Linked DNA regions of Homo sapiens: region 2 is linked to region 1. Evidence: chromatin loops called from intact Hi-C (ENCODE). Cell type or tissue: PC-9. All regions are shown on one strand.

Region 1 (8,000 bases):
GCCAAGATGATGAAACCCCATGTCTACTAAAAATACAAAAATTAGCTGGGTGTGGTGGCGGGCACCTGTAATCCCAGCTGCTCGGGAGGCTGAGGCAGAGAATTGCTTGAAGCCAGGGGTTGGAGGTTGCAGTGAGCCAAGATCGTGCCACTGCACTCCAGCCTGGGCGACAGAGCGAGATTCCGTCTCAAAAAAAAAAAAAAAAAAAAAAAAAAAAAGGATTCCTAGTCTTGACTGGGGTTTCCTGGAGTGGGAAACCAGGACTTGAGTCTCCTTTCGGCAGACTCCAGAGACTCCTCCCTCAGGCTCTGCAAATCCTGAGATCCTTCTCCGGAAGCTCTTTCCAGAGCCTTAGTCCAGCTGGAGCCCAGATGGTTTAGGTACCTGTCCAAAAAGTCTGGCTTTACCTGATAGCAACGGGGAACTACTAAGATTCTACAGCAGAGACATGACCCGCACATTTTCTTTCTTTCTTTCTTTTTTTCCCCCCACATTATCTTTTGTAAAAAGTTTGTTATGGGCCAGGCGCAGCGGCTCACACCTGTAATCCTAGCACTTTGGGAGGCTGAGGTGGGCGGATCATCTGAGGTCAAGAGTTCGAGACCAGACTGGCCAACATGGCAAAACCCTGCCTCTACTAAAAATACAAAAATTAGCTGGGCATGGTGGCTCACACCTATAATCCCAGCTACTCAGGAGGCTGAGGCACGAGAATCGCTTGAACCTGGGAGGTGGTGGTTGCAGTGAGCCGAGATCGCTCGCACTCCAGACTGGGCAACAGAGCGACTCTGTCTCAAAAAAAAAAAAAAAAAAAAGTCTATTATTGCCCGGGGTGAAAAGGATGGACAGAGTGGGAGAGATTTGATGAGTGACCTGTTAGGAGCCTCTCGTCTAGGCAAGAGCCAAAGAGGAGAATAGGTCTTGGTGAACGGCTGTGTGATTTGGTCATGGAGTTCTGTCCTGAACTGTGTGGAGGAGGGGCCACATGGCCAAATGCCTCCAGAGGGTTAGGGAGGCTAGCACCTGGGGAGCAAGGTACACTGGATTCAGCAATGAGGAGGCTGCTGGTAAACTGGACAGGTGTTTTGAGGGCAAAAGGCAGTCTGCAGTGAGTTAAGGAAGGGAGGGGAGAGGTGGAGGGGCTGAGTGTAGTGTTTTTAGAAGCTGGGGCTGGGGTTGGGGAGCATCAAGGGGAAGTGCGTAAGGGGAGAGAAAACAGTGTGAGGGGCGCTGATGGAGCCAGGACTCGCATCCCAGGCCGGAGGAGCTGGGGTAGATGCTCAGAACTAGCTCCTTAAGGCCAGGCGTGGTGGCTCATGTCTGTAATCCTAGCACTTTGGGAGGCCAAGGCAGTTGGATCACTTGAGGTCAGGAGTTCAAGACCAGCCTGGCCAACATGGTGAAACCCATCTCTACTAAAAATTAGCCAGGTATGGTGGTGCACACCTGTAATCCCAGCTACTTGGGAGACCGAGGCAGGAGAATGGCTTGAGCCCGGGAGGCGGAGGTTGCAGTGAGCGGAGACTGTGCCACTGCACTCCAGCCTGGGCAACAGAGCAAGACTCAAAAAAAAAAAAAAAGAAAAGAAAAGAACCAGCTCCTCAAAGGCCCCGGGGTTTTCACGAGGGCTCAGAGGTGCCTCTATAGAGCCTGATGTCACCTTCTTTAGATGCAGAAATTCCTCAATTTTTGGAAGCAGAGTCTCACGGAATTGAAACTATTAGGAATCTAATCTAGACTTGCCAAACCTGAATTCAGAAGCTTCAGAATTGAATTAATATATATATATATTTTTGAGACAGTCTCGCTCTGTTGCCCAGGCTGGAGTACAGTGGTGCGATCTCAGCTCACTGCAAGTGCAAGCTCCGCCTCCCAGGTTCACGCCATTCTCCCACCTCAGCCTCCCGAGTAGTTGGGACTACAGGCGCCCACCACACCCGGCTAATGTTTTGTTTTTGTATTTTTAGTAGAGACGGGGTTTCACCGTTTTAGCCAGGATGGTCTCGATCTCCTGACCTCGTGATCCGCCCGCCTCGGCCTCCCAAAGTGCTGGGATTACAGGCATGAGCCACCGCGCCCGGCCAGAATTGAATTAATTCTGAATTGAATTCAGAATTGAATTGCGCAAAGGAATTGTAGACTCTTATGATCCCTGAATGGCGAGACTCAGCTTGGTGGGATTTTAGAAACTTTGACAGACCTGCAACCACTGCGTGAAAGTAACGCACCCTTAGACTCCCAGAAGCCTGGACGAATGTGCATGCCTGAACCCTGGAACGGGCTGGAAAGCATCTGAGATTCATGACTTCGCACTCCTGGCCCTTGGGAGCCCCCTGCCCACAAGGTCCTTCTTGGCCTAGGGCGATGAGCTCCCAGCAGCGGCAAGGCTAAGCTGATATGAGAGCGGAGGTGGAGGGAAGGAGGAAGGAACAGGCGGCCATAAAGAGCGCGGCCGTGAGCCTAGACCTTGGGTGCGCCCGGTGCCACCTCCATCCACTCCTACTGCCGCTTCTGGTAGCCCGCGGCCCTGAACCCCGTGCGCGACGCAGAGAACAAGGACATTGCGCCCTTGGGGCGGTCCTCAGAGCCTCTGATTCTGCAGAACGCAGACTTGCAGCTGGTCCACGGCCGGCCCTCCCGCCCCGCGTGGCCCTACAGCTTGTCGTGGGCGGCCGGCGACTACCGGTAGGCGCCCAAGCCGAAACACGTGCACCCAGAGCGGCTGCTGCGCCTCCTACAGACACCTTCTGGATGACTGCGGAAGAAGCGCGGCGGCGGACCCGGGCTGGTGCAGCAGGACACGCTGAGCCGCGGGTTGGCCAACGGCGTGGAGCCCTACCGCGATCGGCTAGCCCAGGGGGTCGCGGCGCTGCCAGCGCAGCAGGGCAACGCCAGCGGCGGCTCCTGGGAGCCACAGGGGCGGCGACGCACTTTCTGCGCCGCTGTCTGGATCTCGCCTCGTGCCGCCTCACGTCGGTCTGGGTGGACCTGGGCCCTCTGTTCTGGCCCCGCCGGGTGCAGCACACCGACTGCCACACGTCACCCCGCAGCTGCCCGTGGCGCTTAACATGAGCTGCTGGCTAGAGCAGACCATGCTCATCCAGCTGCTGGCTCGACATTACTGGTTGAGCCCTTGTGCACATCCCCTGCAGCAGCGCGCCTGGTGCCACGTGCCCTAGCCGGTGGTGGTGGGCTGCAAATGTTCCTGCCGCTAATGTGGCCACAGCTACCCCAGCCAGGCTGCCTTCCACCCTCACACCGACCCCCCACACCCCCCCTCCCCCAGCTCCTGGACCCCAGCAGCAAGGTCCTCCGGATCGCAGGCTGGGATTCCCTGAATCCCAGCTTTCAGATCCTGCAGGGCTGGGCCAGAGCCCAGCTCATATTACATTGTTCATCCCAAGATAACAGGCAAATGGGTGGGCTGGAGGTGCAGGACGTCAGAGAGAGACGTAGGGCTAGTTTCATGTCGTTAATGATAAAGGGCCTTTTCGTCCTCTGTCCCAAGCAAACTAAGAGCTTCCCAAGGTCACACCACGCTGAGGGTGGAGCTGCGGGGACCCCACTCCCCACCCCACAAGGGGTCCACAAGGTCGCCAGGGAGAGACCGCCCTCCTCCCGCAGGCCCCTCCAACAGGAAAGCGGCGAGCCGTTGTGGGGCACAAGGGAGGATGGGGCCTTGGCAGCAGCAAATCGCCTCTCCTGGCCTTGACTGCTGGGCAGCCTGAACAGCCGCGGCCCAAGGCCCCCAGTCTGGAGGGGCGGGGCGAGCCGGCGGCCGCGGCCCGTGCTCGCAGCACCCCCTGGTGGCTGATCATCGTAGGCCTTGGAATGAGCGAGATGGAAGGACCTCAGACCTCAAGGCATAGTGGCAGGAGGACTGAGGCACACACAGGGACTGGAGCTTGCCGAAAGCCAGAGTAAGGCAGGGAGAGAGTGGGCGCGAACACAGGGTTCCAGACTGTCTGGAGCTTCCCCAGGGGTGATCCTCATTCTTTTCTTTTGGGCCTGAATCCTCTGCCTCTCCTTCCAAACATGGACACCCAGCCTCCTCCTATCTGGGCAGCTACAGGACATCTTCCAGTGGGGAGAAGGAAGAAGCTAGACTCTAAGACTAGACTCAGGGGCTGCAGAGTAGCGGGCAGTGGCAGGGTAAAAGGCCTGTGGGGCTAGTTCTCAGCAGCCCTCCACAGCAGCACAGAAACTACCCGAGACAAACGGTGGACTGGGCCTATCTCCCAAAGGCCTGGGTGCCAGCTTTTTTTTTTTTTTTTTTTTGAGACAGACTTCTGCTCTTGTTGCTCAGGCTGGAGTGCAATGGCATGATCTCGGCTCACCGCAACCTCCACCTCCCGGGTTCAAGCGATTCTCCTGCCTCAGCCTCCTGAGCAGCTGGGATTACAGGCATACGCCACCACGCCTGGCTAATTTCGTATTTTTAGTAGAGACGGGGTTTCTCCATGTTGGTCAGGCTGGTCTCAAACTCCCGACCTCAGGTGATCCGCCTACCTTGGCCTCCCAAAGTGCTGGGATTACAGGCCTGAGCCACCGTGCCCGGCCACTGGGTCCCATCTTAATCTAGGGAAAGAGGTCAGTGGAGATCTGCAGTCCTCAGGCGCCTCCCCTCAGAGCCCTGGCTCCTGCCTGATTCTTCAACCGGCCACAGGACTGGGCCTGCCCAGAGACAATAAAGCAGACCAGAGTGTCACAGCCAATTTTCACACTGTTGTTTCACATTCTCACAGCCCTCAGCACAGGTCACGTCCCAGCCCAGCTCTGGGACTTTGGTTCAGGGCTCAGAGCCTCTGGTCTGGGCTGATCGAAAACCTCCTTTGACCCTGTGGCAGTAGGCGGACCTTGGCTCTTCTCGTCCTTACCCAGAGCTCAGGGCAGTGCCCCGTGCAGTCGCCCCACTTCCACGAAGGCCTCCACGCAGCGGTCAATGTCTTCCTCGCTATGCACTGCTGAGATCTGTACCCGGATCCGGGCCTTGCCCTTGGGGACCACGGGGTAGCTGAACCCGATGACAAAGATGCCTGGGAGGGTAGAAAGCAAGGGCGTGCCAGAACCAACAGGCTTGGGGGCAGAACACAGAGGGCAAGGGAACTGCCCCAGGTCTCAGATTCGGGACTGCCTCATGGCTTGGGGTGTTCAAGCTTAGACAGACAGCTGGCCTAAGAGGCCGCAGCGTGGCTGGGTACGGGGCTGGGTCACAGTCTAGGGGTTTCCCTTTCTCTTCTCTCAGGACCCACCACCAGTTCCCTTGTCTCAGCACCCTTACCTCTCTTCAGCATGTCATCCGCCATGCGAGAGGCCAGCCGGGCATCACCCAGCATCACAGGGCAGATGGGGTGACTGGCTCCCGAGATAGTGAAGCCAGCAGCTTCCATCTTACTACGGAACCTGTGGGCACAAGGTGTCACAGGTAGCTAAGGGGCCGTGGAGCATTCACACCCGCTCCTTGCAGGGACCAGGCCCGAGGTCTATGCCCAAGTCTGCAAGAAGGATCAACAAAGACAGTTACAAGCTCTAAGAGGCAGAGGGGAGCCAGGCAGGGGGCAGGGAGAACAACAAGGGAGGTGGAAAGACAGGAGGGATAAGAAGGAGACACAGAAGCTAGAGGGGAGAGGCAGGGACAGAGAGAAGGGAGGGGAACAGGCAGAAGCAGACCCGGTGGGCACAGAGCTGTCTGTGGGCCTGGGCAGACACATGAGGCTGGCTCTCACCACGTCTCTCCGCCCCCGAGCCTGCCCTGCTGGGAGTCGCACCTCTGGGTCTTGGCAGCCATAGACTGGACAATGGTGTTACTCCCCATCAGCAGATCTAGGGCCTTGGAGGCGCAGCCAACGACAGCAGGTGGCAGACTGTTGGAGAAGAGGTATGGCCGGGCGCGCTGCCGCAGCAGGGACACCAGGGGCCCAGGCCCTGTCGTGTAGCCCCCTGAGAAGAAGGGAAGAGGTGGGGGGAGGGGTTGGTCAGGGGCCAGAGCCTACCCAACCCCCTCCTGAAAGTACAGTCCATGCTGCCCTCCCCACTTCCCTGAGCCCCTCCAGGGCCCTTCAAAAGGACAAGGGGACCCCAGGGACACAACCTTGCAGGTACCTGATGCTCCACCCAGGGCCTTCCCCAGGGTGGAGTTGATGATGGTGACCTGGTCCATCACACCCAGCAGCTCATCTGTGCCCCTGCAAGGGAAGCCACCGCTGCTGTCACTGGCCTCCTGAGAGCCCAGGGATTATGGATCATGCTGGGGACTGGCCTCCTCGTTTCCCAGCCACCCTCAGAAGCCCCACCCCAGGCCTCAGGTGCCACATGGTCCCACCGTCCTGTGGGCCCCAGGAAGCCAGTGGCATGGCATTCATCCATGAAGACCAGGGCACCATATCTAGAGGCGAGGCAGCAGATCTCCTGCAGGGGTGCGATGTCGCCATCCATGGAAAAGGCCCCATCAGTGGCCACCAGGCGCAGCCGATGCTTCTGCAGGAAAGACATGAGCAGATGGTGGGTGGTGTCAAGTTGGGCCAAACCACCCGTCTCTTGTGCTGCTTGGAGCTCTGAGAGCTCATCCTGCCCAGTGCCCAGCACAGAGGTGGGCACAGAGGTACCACCATCTTGGGGGCTGGAACATCCTCTCCCTCATCTGTGCCTCTCAGCGTCACCCATCTCCACCCTGAGCTCTGGACAGTGAGAATGGGCTCACATCTCAGTCTCCTGTGTAAGGTCCCAGAGGGCAGGCTAGGCTGGGACCAGGTCTCACCAACATGTACATTCTATCCTTATGCCTAGCAAGGGCCTGCCACACAGAAGGTGCTTGCTAATACTCAAGGCAGGCCGGGCACAGTGGCTCACACCTGTAATCCCAGGACTTTGGGAGCTTACGGGTTCGAGACCCACCTGGGCAACATAGTGAGACCCTGTCTCTACTAAAAATTTTAAAAACTGGCTGGGTATGGTGGCTCATGCCTGTAACTTTGGGAGCCCAGGAGTTCAAGACTAGCCTGAGCATTATAGTGAGACCCTGTCTCAAAAACAAACAAACAGGCTGGGTGCGGTGGCTCATGCCTGTAATCCCAACACTTTGGGAGGCTGAGACAGGTAGATCACCTGAGGTCAGGAGTTCGAAACCAGCCTGGCCAACATGGCTAAACCCCATCTCTACTAAAAATAGAAAATTAGCTGAGCACGGTGGTGTGTGCCTGTAATCCCAGCTACTCCAGAGGCTGAGGCAGGAGAATCAATTGAACCTGGGAGGCAGAGGTTTCAGTGAGCTGAGATCACGCCATTGCACTCCAGCCTGGGCAAAAAGAGTGAAATTCCATCTAAAAAACAAATAAATAAAAAACTGGGTGTGGTGGGCACCGGTAGTCCCAGCTACTCAGGAGACTGAGGTGGGAGGATCGCTCGAGTCCAGAAGATTGAGGCTGCAGTGAGCTATGACTGCACCATTGCAATACAGCCTGGGCAACAGAGTGAGACTGTCACACATACACAGGGAAAAACCTCAAGGCACCATGGCACAATGGAATAATGCTCTGGTGCCAGGCACAGTGGCTCACGTCTATAATCCCAGCACTTTGGGAGGCCTAGGTGGGTGAAATCAACTGAGGTCAGGAGTTCGAGACCAGCCTGGACAACATGATGAAACCCCGTCTTTACTAAAAATACAAAAATTAGCCAGGTGGGGTGGCGGATGCCTGTAATCCCAGCTACTTGGGAGGCTGAGGCAGGAGAATCACTTGAACCCAGGAGGTGGAGGTTGCAGTGAGCCGAGATCACACCACTATACTCCAGCCTTGGCGACAGAGTGAAACTCTGTCTCAGGGAAAAAAAAAAAAGAATAATGCTCTGGGTGTGAGGGATCTGGGTTCACATCTTGGACAAATCTCTGCTGTTTCAAACTTTCAGGCTATCTCTGTGAGTGAGGAGTTGGCCTCTCTAAGCCTCACTTCCTTCCCCAGGCGGAGGCTGAGGGTGGACCCAGGCGTCGCCCCACCTGGGCC
Region 2 (8,000 bases), 230 kb before region 1:
GAACCCCTGGGCTCAAGCGATTTATCTGCCTTGGCCTCCCGAAGTGCTGGGAGCCACCATGCCCAGCCTAAGGAAATTCCTTTCTATCTCCAGTTTGCTAAAACATTTCTATCTTAAGTAGATGTTGACCTTGATTTCCAGTGCCAAGATGATCATATGACTTTTCTCCCTTAATTTATTAATGTGATAAATTCACTAATAGATTTTTCAAATGTTAAATGATCCTTACATTTCTAAGATAAACTCAGTTTGGGCATGATGCATATATCTGTTTGGCTAATCTTTTATTTAGGATTCTCACATCTAATTTCACAAGCAGGGTTGGTCTATGATTTTCCTGTGAGTGCACTTTGTAAAGGGAAAGGAGCCGTCTCAGGTCTCAAGTGTCTGTCTCTGATGATCTGCCCACCTCGGCTTCCCTCTCTCCCGGTCTCTGTCTCTTTCTCAGGGTCTCTATCTGTCCCTCCCCATACACACTGCTTTGGCTTGAGGGTGGTTGGCCAAGGGGGTGCCCTCTCAGGGGACAGAGAGTGGGAGGCTCCCCCAGGCCTCCGAGGGAGCCTCAGGGGTTGGGAGCTAGAGAGCCTGGGACCAGCCAAGCAGCCATTGCTCCTCAGCCCCTCGCTGAAAAGCGAGGCTCTGTTCTTCTCAGCCCCACACACTCAGCCCTCAGAGGAAGTGGCTAAAAAGGAGCTGGGGTCAGGGGTTAATGACCCCATTGTGCCCAGGGCTGACGGATGGCCCTGCTTGTCAGGGACACCCCTTCATCCTTGGAGGGAGGGGCCCCGCTGGCCTTTGATAACCATTGGGGGCCACCTTCCTGCTGGGGGGTGCCAGGCTAGCCTCTTTGGTGGGGTCTGGTCTGCTGAGGCCCTGGCATGCAGCCCTCCGCCCCCTCTCTACACCCACCCCATTCTCTACATGGGGCTACAGGGAGCCACGGAGGGGGCTGCTGACCGAGGGAACTGCCCATGGCCCTCAACCATCAATCTTGGGCGCCTGGCACAGGCCTGGGCCACGCCAGCCCTGTCCATCTTCTGGACAATTGTACCCTCAGAAGTGACCTGGCGAAGCCCAGCTCTCCCACATTTTGGATGGGGAAACCGAAGGGGTGGCTTGGGCAGGAACATGACCAGGAATAGAACCAGGTCGTGTGACGTCCTGCCCAGATGTGCCAGGATGGGGCCAGCACGGGGACATGGAGGCAAAGCAGACACAGTCTCTCCCTCGAGGGACTCACAGGCTGGAAGTGGAGGATCAGCATGTCAACCAAAAATTATAACGGAGGAATAGGGGGTACCAGAAAAGGGAACCCCAGCCGAGCCAGCAAGCCAGGGAGGCTTCCAGGAGGAGAAGATGCTGGGGCTGATTATTTTTTCTTTTTCTTTTTTTTTTTGAGACAGAGTCTCGTTCTGTCACCCAGGCTGCAGTGCAGTGGCACAATCTCAGCTCACTGCAACCTCTGCCTCCTGGGTTCCAGCGATTCTCCTGCCTCCAGCCTCCTACGTAGCTACCACCACGCCCGGCCAATTTTTTGTATTTTTAGTAGAGACGGGTTTCACCATGTTGGCCAGGCTGGTCTCAAACTCCTGACCTCAGATGATCTGCCCACCTCAGCCTCCCAAAGTGCTGGGATTACAGGCATGAGCCACCGTGTCTGGCCTTATTTTTTATTATTTATTTATTTTTGAGAAAAAGTCTTGCTCTGTCTCCCATACTGGAGTTCAGTGGCACAATATCGGCTCACTACAGGCTTGACCTCCCAGGCTCAAGCAATCTTCCCACTTCAACCCCCCAAGTAGCTGAGACCACAGGTGTGTGCCACCACACCCAGTTAATTTTTTAATTTTTTTGGAGAGATGAGGTCTCACTACATTGCCCAGGCTGGTCTCAAACTCTTAGGCTCAAGCAATCTTCCTGTGGGGCTGATTCTTAAAGGGGGAGTAGAAGTTAGACCAAAGTAGATGGGGACAGCAGGGAAAGGTATTCCAGGCAGAGGGAACAGCATATGCAAAGGCATAGACTAAAACCAGCTGTGAGAATCACAGCAGTTCAGCAGTGAGGGAGGAGGCTAAGGAGGCCAGCAGAGGCCAGGTTTTCCAGGGCCTCACATATCGTGTTAAGAAGTAAGATGTTGGCCAGGCCCGGTGGCTCACGCCTGTAATCCCAGCACTTCGGCAGGCCAAGGCAGGCAGATCACCTGAGGTCAGGAGTTCGAGACCAGCCTGGCCAACATAGTGAAACCCTGTCTCTACTGAAAATACAAAAATTAGCTGGGCATGATGGCATGGGCCTGTAATCCCAGCTACTCAGGAGGCTGAGGCAAGAGAATCGCTTGAACCCGGGAAGCAGAGGTTGCAGTAAGCCGAGATCGCGCCACTGCACTCCAGCCTGGGCGTCACAGCGAAACTCTGTCTCAAAAAAAAAAAAAGGGCTGGGCACGGTGGCTCACGCCTATAATCTCAGCACTTTGGGAGGCCGAGGCAGGCGGATCACAAGGTCAAGAGATCGAGACCATCCTGGCCAACATGGTGAAACCCCGTCTCTACTAAAAATACAAAAGTTAGCTGGGCATGGCGGCAGGCGCCTGTAATCCCAGCTACTTGGGAGGCTGAGGCAGGAGAATCACTTGAACACGGGAAGCGGAGGTTGCAGTGAGCCAAGATCGTGCCACTGTACTCCAGCCTGGCAGCAGAGTGAGACCTCAGCCTCAAAAAAAAAAAAAAAAAAAAAAAAAAAGAAGTAAGATGTTAAGATGTTTAGACTCGGCAGTTAGTTTGTTACTTGTGTGGCATTGACCATTGACCCTTCAAACACACTTGTGGCCCTAAGTTCCTCCTGGTGCTACAAAAAAAAAAAATCCTCATAGGCATCATTTTTAGTGGCTGTGTCATATTCTGTCTCAGGATTGTGCTATGATGCACTTTACCAATCCTCTACTGGTTTGTGTTTTGTTTTTGTTTTTTTGAGACAGAGTCCTGCTCTCTGACCCAGGCTGGAGTGCAGTGGTATGATCTTGGCTCACTGCAACCTCCGCCTAACGGGTTCAAGCGAATTTTGTGCCTCAGCCTCCCTAGTAGCTGGGATTACAGGCACCCGCCACCACGCCCGGCTAATTTTTGTATTTTTAGTAGAGACGGGGTTTCACCATGTTGGCCAGGCTGGTCTTGAACTCATGACCTCAGGTGATCCGGCCGCCTCGGCCTCCCAAAGTGCTGGGATTGCAGGCATGAGCCACTGCGCCTGGCCGTAATCCTCTACTGTTGATTAAGGTTGTGGCCAGTTATTCACAATTAGACACATCGCAATACAGATCTTTGGGCATGAATCTTTATTTATACCTAATTTGCTTTAACAAAGTGTCATACAAATGTAGCTTCCATTTGCATGAAGTCATCACAGCCACCAAACCAGCAGAGCATCCGCGTGTCCTTCAACAAGCGCCCCATAGGTGTCACGTCTGTGTTATACAGTGGCTCTAGGGCCTCCCTTGAAATTTGGCTGCAAATGTTATCGACAAAACCAACTTACCACCTGTCTTCTCTCTTCCTGGGCCCTCTCTCCTCCCATGCATCTTTCTAATTCACCTCCAGCCTAGGAAATGGAAGCACCCAAGGCATCAGGACTGTGTCAAAAGGAAGAATAAATGGACTTCGAGTGGGTCAATGAGGCACAGGAGGGGCTCGCTCAGGTCGAAGTGCCTGATTTGGGTCCAGGGTCGGGGGAACTCTCCCCAGCCCCAATGGGAGTGTGTGTGCATAGGGGTAGTGGTGGAGAGATGGCGCCCTGTGGGTAATTAGGGGAAAGTGCTTTGAATCTGCCCAGAGCATACAGGCATAAGGGCAAACTGACTAAGGCCCTACTGTGTGCTGAGCCTGGTGGAGTGGAGGGCAGTGACAGGTACAGCCTGGGTGGGAGAGGAAGGTGCAGTCCTCAGCTGAGGGATGGGGCTGGGGGCCTGGGGAAGCACCGGGAGCTACCTAGCCTCTCTCAGTTCTCCTCAGTATCCACACCAGGTGCGCTGATGACAAGTTGCCCAGGACCAGGCAGGGGCACCTCTGAAAAGCTGTAAATAAACCCACAGAGGACAGGCCCCTTGCTCCCCAGGCCAGGGGCACATGGCCAGCACTCGGAGCTCTCAGAAGAGAAAGAACAACCCTGTTTCAGACGGGACCTTCCACACAGCCCAGCAGTGGCATGTGGGCCCTCACCCAGCACCACCCACCCTTTCTGGTCCCCAAGGCTTCCTTCTTCTGGGACCTTCAGTAGAGACAGTAAACCCCCTGAAGCCCTACACTCCTGACACCCCTCCTCTATTGCAGAGAGGAGAGGCCATTGGACAGGGCCCCTTGGCCTCCCCTCCGGCCACCAGCTTTGCAGCTCTCAGTCCTCACCCCACCTGCTGCCCGCCTGGGAGTGGGGGGCCCCCACCCAGCTCTAGAACCCTCCATCTCTGCAGGAGCCCCTCTCCCACTGGCCCAGCCCTCTTCTGTGTGGTCAGCAGCTCTTCTCCCCTCTACCCATTCCTTCCTCTCAGCCCAGAAAATAAGAACAGCTATTGCTCTACTCCTTCTCCCTTCCCAGCCCAGCTTCCCCAAAGAACTGTCTACTAGCTGTCTGCACTTCCTTCCCTCCTGAATGCTTGTGACCCTGCTCTGGAGAAGGTGCCATGGCATGGGAAGGCACTCTCCCAAACCCTCTCCTCCTCGTCTCTCCAGGCCACTTTGCTGGCCACCCCACCCTCCTGGACAGTGCGGCTCCTTCTCTGACCCCTCCAGGTGGGTGGGGCAGGCCTGCAGACTTCTTCCTTCCTCTTTTCATTCTCCCACTGGCTCACACCCAGGGGGTCCCTGGAGCCTCTTCACAGTGCCCATCCTGGCACAGGCCATGGGTCAGTCACAGCCCCTGGGCACCTGGGCACCAGGGCACCCTGGGCCTCCCGGCCTCAGTTGGGTTGTGGAGGGAGGAGCCAAGTGTGACCATCACAGAGATCCTCCGGGGCCTCCAGCCCATGACCTGCAGGGACCAGGAGGACCCGGAGGAAGGCAGCCACTGTGTGCTCCTGGACCCAAGCAGACACCAGGGTTCCTCTAGGAGGGGCTGGGGCACCAAACTTCTGGGTGATCTGCTGGCTGGGCCCTCGTTCCTCCAGGAAGAGCAGTTGAGACACTATCCTACCCCATCCTTCCCCAACTCCTCCCCAAAGTCATATGCAGCAAGCCTCCAAAAATTGGTGGTTGGGGTTTACTGCTTCCTGAGGTGGAGTAATCTCCACCCAGGGGCAAAAATGTCCAAGTACAAATATTCTCTTTCTCTCTCTCTTGCTTTTTGATAACAGCTTTATTGAGGTGAAATTCAAATACCATACAATTCATACAGTTAGAGCATACAGTTCAGTGGGTTTTCACATGTTCACAGAGTTGTGCAATATTTTCACAGTCATTTTAGAATATTTTCATCACCCAAAAAAGAAAGCCTGTGCCCGTTAGCCATGATCCTTCCCAGCCCCCAGCCCCAGCCCACCACTCACCCACATTCCTTTCTCTACAGATTTGCCTATTCCAATATTGCAGACTTAATGTCTCTTGCCTCAGTTTCCCCAACTATAAAATGGGGGTGATAATGGTACCTCCAATTTGATAATGGTTGGGAGGGTTCAATGAGTTAACGTAAGGATGCAGGATGAGGTCTGTACAGAGTCAAGGCTATGTAACGTCTACTGTCGTTATTACTTGACCTTGGCTAGGTGTCCGGGGGCTGGAGCTTTTCCACCGCCCACAAGCCTTCCACTTGCCCCATGAGCTCATTCCGCCCTCCCCTCCATCCCCCGCCTGGATCCTCTCCTAGACTCCAGACATCCCAACAGTCCCTCCCCAAGCCTGTCTGTCCTGCTGTGTCCCTCACTCAGGAGATGGAATGACCTTCCACCTGGTCACCTGGGCCAGAAACTGAGGGGTGTCCTGGAAACCTCCCTCCCCCTGTGCCTGCCCCCGCCATCTGGTCCATCAGTCTAGACCGTGTCCTCACATCCCTTCCCTGGCGGCCGCCTTGACCAGTCCCCACCACCAGCACTAGTCACCAGCCTGGCTCTGGCATTCCATGTACTTCCGTCCACCATGCATTGTTCACGGGGCTTCAGGCGAGTCACTCCTCTCTGAGCCGCCGCCTCCTGGAAAATAACACAGGGATAACTACGGTGCCGTCTTCCTTCACTGTGTTGAGGATGACATGAATGAAATACATGAAGAACTTCAGCCTTTGATCAACGTCACTGTTGTCATCATTATTCTCTCTCCTCTGGCTGACTTGACCACTCCTGTCCAGGGTCCTTGCCCCCATGTTCCCCTTGGCACATCCTCCACACGTTTTATAAAAGCTGCCATTACAGAGCGCTGACCGTGTGCAGGACAGCAAGCCCAAACTGCCATGCTCCCTTCACCATCACAACATGCCCACCAGGCAGGTGCCAGTGCCCTCGTTCACAAAGGAGGAAACTGAAGCTGAAGGACCCCCACAGGAGTTAACCATTGCCTCTGGATACACCGCTGGCATCTGTGTATTGATTCAAAGCATTTACTGAACATCTACTGTGTGCTGGCACTGAGCTAGGTGCTAGGAAAACAGTAATGAACCAGACTGGCATATGGTCAGGCCATATGGTGACAACCTTTCTAGAACACAAATCTGACTCCCTTGAAATCCTACAGTGACCACCCCACTGCCCTCAGGATCTAGTCCCCAGACCTTCCCAGGCCACCCTTGGTCCTCAGGAGCTCCCTGCTGACCTCTGTAGCCACTTTGCTGACTGCTCTTCCCCCTGCTGCCTCTCCCACCACCCCTGCCAGGCCCTCTGCTCCAGCCCATGGCCTGGGGTGCCTCTCCCCACCAGTTTTGCCATTCACATCTGCTTTCCTACCCTTTTCTCAATTTCTTTTTTTTTTTTTTTTTTTTTTTGAGACAGGGTCTCACTGGCCCCCAGGCTGGGGTGCCATGGTGTGATCTCGGCTCACTGCAGCTTTGACCTCACAGGTTCAAGTGATCCTCTGGCCTCAGCCTTCGAAGTAGCTGGGACCACTGGGACCACAGGCATACACCACCATGATTAGCTAATTTTTTAATCTTTTTGTAGAGACAGAGTCTCCCTATGTTGCCCAAGCTGGTCTCCAACTCCTTGGCCTCAAGTGATCCTCCCACCTCACCCTACTAAAGTGCTGGGACTACAGGTGTGAGCCACCACACCTGACTCCATTTCTCATTTTCATTGCCTGCAGAACTTTTACTGTCTCTTGAGACTTTATTCACAGTCACCTCCTCCAGGAAGCCTTCCTTTCCCAACTTCAGGTTAGGCGCTCCTGGGTAGCCCAGGCCCCCTCTTGCAGCACAGGGGCTCTTCACTGATTTGCCTGTCTTCCTTGAGGGCCGCCAGGGTCTCGCTGAACTCAATGGCCCTCGCCCTGCCCCTGCCCGCCACCCCGTCCAGTTCCGGGTGCTCGGGTTTCCTCTCTGGGTGTCTGTGCGCGGCTGGAATGCCAAGGTTCTTCGCCAGCAGTGCCTTTGCTTCCTTTGCGCCTCTGTGGAGGCAGGGCTGGTGCAGGGGTGGAAGGGGTGCCTCTTGGGAGCAGCTGCGTACAACCTGCCAGGGCTCTGGCTCCTGGGCCTGGGTGAACTGCCCAGGTCTCCATCCTTCCCCTCCCCCGGGCACCGGCTCTCACAAGGCGGGGGTGGCTGCCCTGGGAAGAGAGGATCTGCCCTGGAGTCAACTGGATGAGCGCCCAGTCCTGGCTGTGGAGCCTCTCTGTGCCTCAGTTTCCTCATCTGAAAATGGCATCATCAGCCGTCCCCACCCACCTTGCAGGGCTGTGAGGGGACGTGGGCAGGGACAGTGGACAGAAATTGTGTCCCCGGACGGCAGACTCTTCATTCTCTCGCTGGCTTCCTGACATTCCTATCTAGGACAAGTTGTGTTTCAGTTTCCAAAAATTCCGGTACATTTGGTTTTA

The links. Hi-C counts contacts between places; a loop is a spot of excess contacts. Peaks named below come from ENCODE experiments on the same cell type or tissue, not always from the same donor. Only the 100,000 strongest peaks of a DNase experiment are listed, where the experiment ranks them.
Region 2: it touches region 1 in a loop (12-fold over the local background); 2 of 110 quality-filtered maps call a loop at or near these places.

The regions. Positions count from the first base shown.
Region 1 is chr22:37,813,603-37,821,602 of GRCh38, reverse strand. It overlaps GCAT (glycine C-acetyltransferase), which reads right to left. Exons shown (of 9, transcript NM_014291.4): 4 at 7,994-8,000; 5 at 6,323-6,477; 6 at 6,103-6,185; 7 at 5,769-5,940; 8 at 5,282-5,403; 9 at 4,706-5,036. The coding sequence ends at 4,885. Among named protein-coding and RNA genes, the nearest start is that of GALR3, 5.8 kb to the left of the region's middle. RefSeq lists an enhancer at 1,960-2,511 and a silencer at 3,680-3,899. In PC-9, CTCF peaks have their summits at 3,600 and 3,804 (motif pointing left); a DNase peak (open chromatin) is centred at 3,792; H3K4me3 peaks cover 346 bases.
Region 2 is chr22:38,039,237-38,047,236 of GRCh38, reverse strand. It overlaps a transcript of POLR2F not described here. Among named protein-coding and RNA genes, the nearest start is that of POLR2F-AS1, 9.0 kb to the right of the region's middle. RefSeq lists enhancers at 365-1,104, 840-1,341, 4,448-4,947. In PC-9, no CTCF peak of the experiment used is centred here; a DNase peak (open chromatin) is centred at 3,427.